Regions from separate parts of the Homo sapiens genome. Here region 2 is linked to region 1. A link is a loop called in an ENCODE intact Hi-C map of the cell type or tissue named here. Cell type or tissue: PC-9. All regions are shown on one strand.

The links. Peaks named below come from ENCODE experiments on the same cell type or tissue, not always from the same donor. Only the 100,000 strongest peaks of a DNase experiment are listed, where the experiment ranks them.
Region 2: a loop joins it to region 1, with 14 times the contacts of the local background. A loop is called at or near these places in 1 of 110 quality-filtered maps.

The regions. Positions count from the first base shown.
Region 1 is chr16:55,469,716-55,473,715 of GRCh38, forward strand. No RefSeq gene overlaps it. Among named protein-coding and RNA genes, the nearest start is that of MMP2, 7.5 kb to the right of the region's middle. RefSeq lists enhancers at 46-937, 938-1,828. In PC-9, no CTCF peak of the experiment used is centred here; DNase peaks (open chromatin) are centred at 986, 1,276, 1,936, 2,926 and 1 weaker place; H3K4me3 peaks cover 881 bases; H3K27ac peaks cover 3,846 bases.
Region 2 is chr16:55,666,503-55,670,502 of GRCh38, forward strand. SLC6A2 (solute carrier family 6 member 2) reads left to right here. Exons shown (of 15, transcript NM_001172501.3): 3 at 3,063-3,194. Among named protein-coding and RNA genes, the nearest start is that of SLC6A2, 13 kb to the left of the region's middle. In PC-9, no CTCF peak of the experiment used is centred here; DNase peaks (open chromatin) are centred at 2,039 and 2,619; H3K4me3 peaks cover 869 bases; H3K27ac peaks cover 3,914 bases.

The sequences.
Region 1 (4,000 bases):
GGAGCTGAGACCTTAAAGATGAGAAGCTTTGCAGTTCAAGGGAACATTGAATGCAAAATCCAGTGGGGACAGATGTGTTAGTTGCGTCCTCCAGGAATCAGAGTCTGAGATGAAGCTATAAGTTTGGGGGACTAAGAAAAAAAAGGGGGAATGAAGCATATTTGAAAAGAGAGAATCTCAGACCTCCACACAGCTCTGAAAAGTATCAACCCACCCAATGGGGAGCTCTGGAGAAAGGATAGAGTCCCACATTTAGGCAGATACACCAGGCTCTAGCCCCCTGCCGTGCTTAACCATTAGCTGGGGCTTGACTGAAAGGAGGATGGCTTAGGCTTAAAGGCTGAGGCTGTCATTTCACTGCATTCTGCTGCTGAATGGCAAGTTCTTTCTTTTTCTTTTCTTTTCTTTTTTTTTTTTTGAGACAGGATCTTGTTCTGTCTCCCAGGGTGGAGTTCAGTGGCGCAATCTTGGCTCACTGCAACCTCCACCTCCGGGGTTCAAGCAATCCTCCCACCTCAGCCTCCTGAGTAGCTGGGACTACAGGCATGCACCACCACTCCTGGCTAATTTTTAATGGAGATAGGGTTTCACCATGTTGGTTAGGCTGGTCTCGAACTCCTCACCTCAAGTGATCCACATGCCTCGGCCTCTCAAAGTGTTGGGATTACAGGCGAGAGCGACTGAGCCCGGTCTGCAAGTTCTTTCTTAAAAGAAGACCCGAGCAGCCACCTTTATGGCCCTCACCACAGGGTTGCTATCTTTCAGGAATAGAGAGAAGGCTAGTGTGGCCCAAGCTGAAAGATCAAGGGAAAGAATGCAAAGATAGAAGCCAGAGCTGGGCCCTCCTCTTTGCCTCCCCAGGTGGCTCTGCACCTCCCACCCTCAGACTGCATTGCCCAGCTCCTGTGCTCCCTGGGATGGACTGGGTTCTGCCAATGGGAAGCCTGGCAAAAGATCAGAAGGAGAGAGGAGAATAAAGTCAGTGTGTTTATTTCCGGATTCCTCCTGGGAGGTTGCCTGGGGCTGGCTGCTTCATTCATGGCCTCTGCTGTGTGCAATTTTCCCTCCTTTTGGGTTCCAGGAACTGCTCCCTCTGGTCAGCCCTCTGGGCCTGGTGCTTCTGGCCCAGGTCCCTGCGTGCCACCCCTTGGCTTCCCTTATACCCTACCCCTGTGCTTTGGAATTAATCCATCATCAGTAAGCTCTCCTCGAATTATCCTTATCCGGGAGGGCCATCTGCTCCCTCCTGGGATCCCGATTGCTGCAGAGAGGTCACAGCAGGGTGTGGAGGGTTCTGCAGGCTGTGGCAAGGAGTTGTGGTTTTATTTAAGAGTAAGTCAAAGTTGGCAAAGGGTTTTAAGAACAGTAACCAGGACTTCTGAGCCTCTGGAGCTTGGAATCCATGAGCCTGGTGTTGAGGAGCCCAGCAGAGAACCTAAATCTTCTGGGATGTCTTGGCCCTGGGGAACGCCCTGCCTCTGCTCCTTAAGGGCTGTGTGTTCCAGCCCACTTTTGGGCCCTTGAATGCTTCTCAGATGTACCTGGGACCTGTGACAAAACCAAGGAGGGCAGGGACCTCGGGTAGAGGGTCTCTGTAGCCTTCATGCTCTTTCTGGCCTTTCCTTCTACCCTGGGGACCACCCCACCAGCCCTAACTCTGTTTACTGAGCCTGCCCTTCCATCTGCTCATATGTATGGAAGAATCATTCATTTCTTCAACCATTTATTTGTTCAACAGATATTTATTGAGTACCTACTATGTGCAAAACCCCGTTCTAAGTACTGGAAACACAACTGACATTCTAGTTCAGAAGTCAATAAAGAAGTCAGAAATAAAAGTTACAAGATTGTTTCAAGACAGCAGTAGCTTCCAGAAATGAAATAACACAGAGGTGACTCATTTTAGGGGATGACTAGTCAAGCAAGGCTTCACTGAGGAGGCAGCACTGGAGCTGAGACCTTAAAGATGAGAAGCTTTGCAGTTTCTTATCTTTAAGATGGGAGGTTTCTCGGCTAAGAGGTTTCTCAGCTAAAGTCTTTCACTGTTTCAGTCAAGACTTTCAGGTTGCAAGTGACAGAAACTCAACCCAGGCAGCTTTAAGCAAAAAACAAAACAAAACTCAAAGTTGAGAGGAGGAGATTTATTGGCTCACAAACTAAAAAGTGAAGGATACTTCTGGCTACAGGCAGGGCTGGGTCCAGGGTTTCCACTGATTTTTTGGCTCTGTTCCCATTGGTGAAGCTTCAACCTCGGGAAGCCTCTATCTAACCTTAAAGGTAGCTCCACGCTTAGGTCAGACCAACTTCATTTACAGGTGAAAGTGTAGGTGCATCCCAAATAGAGGCATAACTCCTAGAGGTTGCAAGTTCAATTCCAGGCAGCCACCATGAAGCAAATATTGCAATAAAGCAAGTGACACACAGTTTTTGGTTTCCCAATACATATAAAAGTTATGGGCAGGGCATAGTGGCTCACACTTGTAATCCCAGCAATTTGGAAAGCTGAGGGGGGAACATTGCTTAAGCCCAGGAATTTGAGACCAGCCTGGGCAACATAGTGAGACCCTGTCTCCACAAAAAAAATCAAAAAAATTAGCTGGGCATGGTAGTGCATACCTGTGGTCCCAGCTACTCGGGAGGCGGATGTGGGAGTATCACTTGAGCCCAGGAGGTAGAAGCTGCAGTGAGCCATGATTGTATCACTGCACTCCAGCCTTGGTGACACAGTAAGACCCTGATTATAAAAAAACCAGTTATGTTTACATTACATTATAGTCTATTAAGTGTGTAATAGCATTATGTTTAAAAAAAAGTACATACTCTAATTTAAAAACACTTGATTGGTAAAAAAAAAAAAAAAAAAAAAAAAAAAAAAAAAAAAAAAAGAGCACCATCATCTGAGCCTTCAGTGAGTCATAGTCTTTTTGCTGGCAAAGAGTGTTGCCTCATTGTTAATGGCTGCTAACTGATCAGGGTGGTGGCTGCTGAAGGCTGGGGTGGCTGTGGCAATTGCCTAAAATAAGACAACAATAAAGTTTGCTGCATTGATTGACCGTTCTTTTCACAAAAGATTTCTCTGCAGCATGCAATGCTGTTTGATAGCATTTTATCTACACTAGAACTTCTTTTAAAATTCAAGTAAATCCTCCCAAACCCTGCCACCACTCCTTTATCAACTAAGTTTATGGAATATTCTAAATCCTTTGTTGTCATTTCAACAATGTTCACAGCATCTTCACCAAGAGTAGGTTTTTGTCTCGAGAAACCACTTTCTTTGCTCATCCATAAGCAGCTCCTTATCCATTCAAGTTTGATCATGAGATTATAGCAATTCAGTCACATCTTTAGGCTCCACTTCTAATTCTAATTCTCTTGTTATTTCTGTCACATCTGCAGTTACTTCCTCCACTGAAGTCTTGAACCTCTGAAAGTCATCCATGAGAGTTGCAAATGACTTCTTCCAAACTCCTGCTAATGTTGATATTTTGACCTCCTCCGATGAAATCATGAATGTTTTTAAGGGCATCTGAAACGGTTAATCCTTTTCACAAGATTTTCAATTTACTTTGCCCAGATCCATCAGAGGAATCACTATGTATGACAGCTATAGCCTTATGAAATAAATTTCTTAAATAATAAGACTTGAAAGTCAGAATTACTCCTCGATCCATGGGCTGCAGAATGGATGTTGTGTTAGCAGGCATGAAAACATGAATCTCATACATCTCAATCAGAGCTCTTGGGTGGCCAGGTGCCTTCTCAATAAGCAGTAGTAGTTTGAAAGAAATTTTCGTAAGGGCCCAATATTTTTGAATTAGCGGGCAAGCATTGGCTTCAACTTAAAGCCACTAGCTGCATTAACCCCTGACAAGAGAGTCAGCCTGTCCTTTGAATCAGGCATTGACTTCTCATCTCTAGATATAAAAGTCCTAGATGGGATCTTCTTTCAGTAGAAGGCTGTTTCATCTACACTGAAAATCTGTTGTTTAGTGTAGCCACC
Region 2 (4,000 bases), 200 kb after region 1:
AAGGCACTGGCCGCGGGTAGCTGGCTGTTTTTTCATTCCTACTTAGCCATTTCACCACTCTTTGGTCTTCTTAATCTGTTTCCACCTGAATGAAGCTTTGGCTGGCCCACATCAAATGCACTCACAGAGAAGAGCCGCAGGCACATGCAGACCCATCATCTTCCCTCCTTTTCTCATGTTACTGTGCCTCCCAGCCAGCAGAGGAAGAATAACTCCAAACTGGGCAGTTTACCTATGTGTTGGCAGTGTCACCCAGAGGTTTAGAGTTGAGGAAACTGGCCAAAGTGAGATGCCTGGTTAACTGGCTGATGCTGCTTTTCCCCTTCCTTGGCCATGCAGCAGAGTATTGAGTCGCTGGGGGCAACCCACAGTGGCGAGGTCGGAGCAGCGACTCCTAGCTTTTTCCTTCCCCACGTTCCCTTGGGCCACTGACTTCCATCTTCAGGCCTATCAAAGATTTTTTGTTTATTTGTTTGTTTTGTTTTCTTCTCTCTTTTTCTCTCTCTCTAAATTTTTTTTTTTTGAGTCAGCATCTCACTCTGTCACCCAGGCTGCAGGGCAGTGGCATGATCATAGCTCACTGAGCCTCAAACTCTGATGCCCAGGCTGTTCTTGAGTTCCTGGGCTCAAGTAAGCCTCCTGCCTTGGCCTCCCTAAATGCTGGGACTACAGGCATGAGCCACTGTGCCTGGCCCTATTAAACAGTTTAATACAGCTATCTAACTGCCCCTTGCCCTGGCTCTAGATCCTCAAGGGGAGTAGCAGTTGGCCACAAGGCAGAGTGGGGCTGCGCCAGATCCAGGTTTGAAGCCAAGCTTCATACTTGCTAGTTGGACAAGCAACTTAACCTTTCTAAGCCTCAGTTTCCTCATCTGTAAAAGGGATTGTGGTAATTCTCTCTCAGGGGTGGTTTTAAATAAATAATTATGTAAAAACTTGTGTGCAGCTTGGCATATAACAGGTGCTCAACAAACGGTACTTGTTACTTTCAGCAACCCCACTGCCTACCTCCATCTACATCAGCACACCAGCACCACCATTACTGTCAGCAATGTGCATAGGGACATGGGTCAGGTGGCAAACCAGCCCTTTCTATGTGGGAGAGGGAGAAAGGAAGAGAATGAAAGGAAGAAATGAGGAAGGGGAGAAATAGCACATGGCCACTCCAGAGACTTCCAGCCTGGAGCAGTGGCTGTAGCATTGGGCCAGCCTATGACCAATAGACCACATGGCTTAGCTGGTCCCAGATCCCCCATTTCAGAACAACCTACCCTCTGATCCTATTCAGACTCATGTCCTTCATCTAGGCTGGAATGTTCCAGAATCTGTGGGGCATGTTGGAAACAGCTCTGGAGCTCTTGAGCCAGGCAGACCTGGACCCAAATCCTAGATCCACAACTTATCAGCAGGATAAGGTCGGTCAGGTCATTTAATTTCTCCAACCCTCAGTTTCCTCATCTGAAAAATGGGTATAGCAGTTGCTATGTCAGAGGGTTTCTGGGTAGTGTAAGTGGGATCAAGCCCAGGTCCTGCTTGATACACAGGAGATGTTCATTTCCCAGTAGTTTTACCTTTTCCCCCTTTCTGCCCTGCCCCCCACCACTGATCCATCTTCTACTCACAAGGGACTAGGTCTCTCAGCATTAGGGCCAACACTTCATGCTTCCTACTTAGGAGAGGCACCCTGAGAAACAAGTGGAGACTGATAGTCTGAGTAGCTGAGTGAGTTTGACCCTAGGTATCATGTGACTTTGCCACAGTTCTTTGCTATCTTGAAACCTTAGTTTCCATATCTGTAAAATGGAAATAATAATGATCTTTGATCTTTGTGGTGAGGATTGAATGAAAGTGCTTGGAGCTCAGAAGGGGACGAGCAAGTGTGAGCTGCTGGTATCCATTGTTAATATTGCTAATGTTACCATTGTTAAAGTATTTCCTGTTTTCTTGATGTGGGTAGGTCAGAGAGTATTTGGTTTCCAGGGTTACAACACCTTAGCTAAAGGCCAGTGGTAACAGGAGTTTGGATCTGGCCTGGCCACCTCCAGCTGTGCGTGGAAAGGAGCTGGTGTGTTGCTTTGGGCACACTTGCAAGCTGGGGCTCATATGACATGTGTCCCAGTGAGTCACCTCGCAGAGTCAGAATCCACTAAGCACATCCCGGACTGCCAGGGTGTACTGAGAATTGTCTCTGCAACTCAGACACGTCTAAGTCCACCAGGAATTCTCCCAGGAATTAATTGCTGCCTGGTGCCCAGGGACCCCATGAAGTTTCTGTGATGTTCTGGGTGGGTAACTTCCCTGGTCAGAGACTTGAACCTCTGCCCCTTTGCTTCAGCCACCTGTAACAGTGGGGACCTAGTGGGTCACAAGGCCGGAATGTGAATCCGGCTTCCATCACCTACCAGCAGCACCAAAAGGAGCCATTAGACTCCCTTCTCTGCCCCTCAGTTTGCCCTGGGGGTACGTAATGACCCTGACTGGTTATTATGTTTGCAGGCTGTTGTGAAACTCTAAGAAGAATCCAGTGAGATCATGCTTGGGAAAGCAAGCCACATATACCCCTATGTGATAGGATGCCAGCAAAATTAGAAACTCCGTCATGTAAATTTAGGCACTGTCTCTTTTTCTCTGGTTTCAATTTTCTTGCCTGTAAAAGGAAGGGTTTGGGTTAGATTGGCATTCCCAGAGTGATGATTCATAAAAGAAAAAGTTCAGTGTTTAAATAAATCTGGTAAAGGCTACACCTGTGATCCCCCTCCTGGCACATCACAGCATGCACTTGTGTATCAAAGGCTAGGAGAAGCCTGCAAGAAGCAAACCTATTTTGCTTTGCTTAACCTAGATTTTACTAATTTGACCACAGAACCTCACTATTATGGTTATGATTATTACTACCACAAATATTCTTACTCTTATGATAATTAGTATTGATTGCTGCGCGTCGCCTTTGGAAACAGCCAGCTGAGCAGACGCCCAGGATCTTTGCAGCTCTTGCAGACACGGATCCAAGACTGGGAGGGGCAGGGGTCTGTCAGGTCACACTCTGCCCCTGTGTCCTCCAGGTGCCTTCTTGATCCCGTACACACTGTTCCTTATCATCGCGGGGATGCCCCTGTTCTACATGGAGCTGGCTCTGGGACAGTACAACCGGGAGGGGGCTGCCACCGTTTGGAAAATCTGCCCATTCTTCAAAGGTAAAGAAGGGGTGGGAGAAAGTCACGGTTGTTCATAAAGGCTTCCCTGTTGCCCTTGGGGAATCTGCTCCAGTGGTGAGATCTAAGGTAGACCTCCTGTCATGTGGGATTCACAGGTATTGACAAGGTCAACAGTGTCCCCCATTCCAAGTTACGTGGAGAGCATTCAGTGTGTTGGGAATAGCATTAGCATAGAAATTCTGGAAACCTGGGTTCTAATCCAGCTTACCTGCTGAGTACCCAGAGAATCTATTTCCTGTATGGGAAATTTTTACGTAAGTATCAGAAGTACCCAGCACATACACCACTACTCTCTCCTTTTGCTCCCATGGCAGGCGTTAGAAGTTGATCATGGATCTTTTTGAGCCCAGCCGGAAAGCTGATTCAAAATCCTTAGTACAATAGCCACAACTAGTTGATTGCAGCTGAAATATAACATGAAGCCTACTTGCATTTGGGACTAAGAACACATCTGCAGAAAGTAGGCAGAGCAACTGCTATTTCTTGGCCCCTATACAGCTGGGAGAAGGGCATGGAGGAAGAGTTAGTCTCTCCCAAGCACTGGTTGGAGAACTGGGCACAGATGGCAACGAGGGCCAGTGTGACTCCCATGAGCCTCTTCTCCGCTGGCACGTGCCTCCTGAGTACCTCTTGTGTACTCAGTCCTGTGGGAGATACAGCTGGTGCAAGAGTCTTATAAGACATGTGCATTCGTTACTTTTTTTGTTGTTAATTGTCAGAAATTCAACTCAAACTGGCTTCAGTATAAAAGAGAATTGACTTCTGTTACAGTAAAGTCCGGGGAT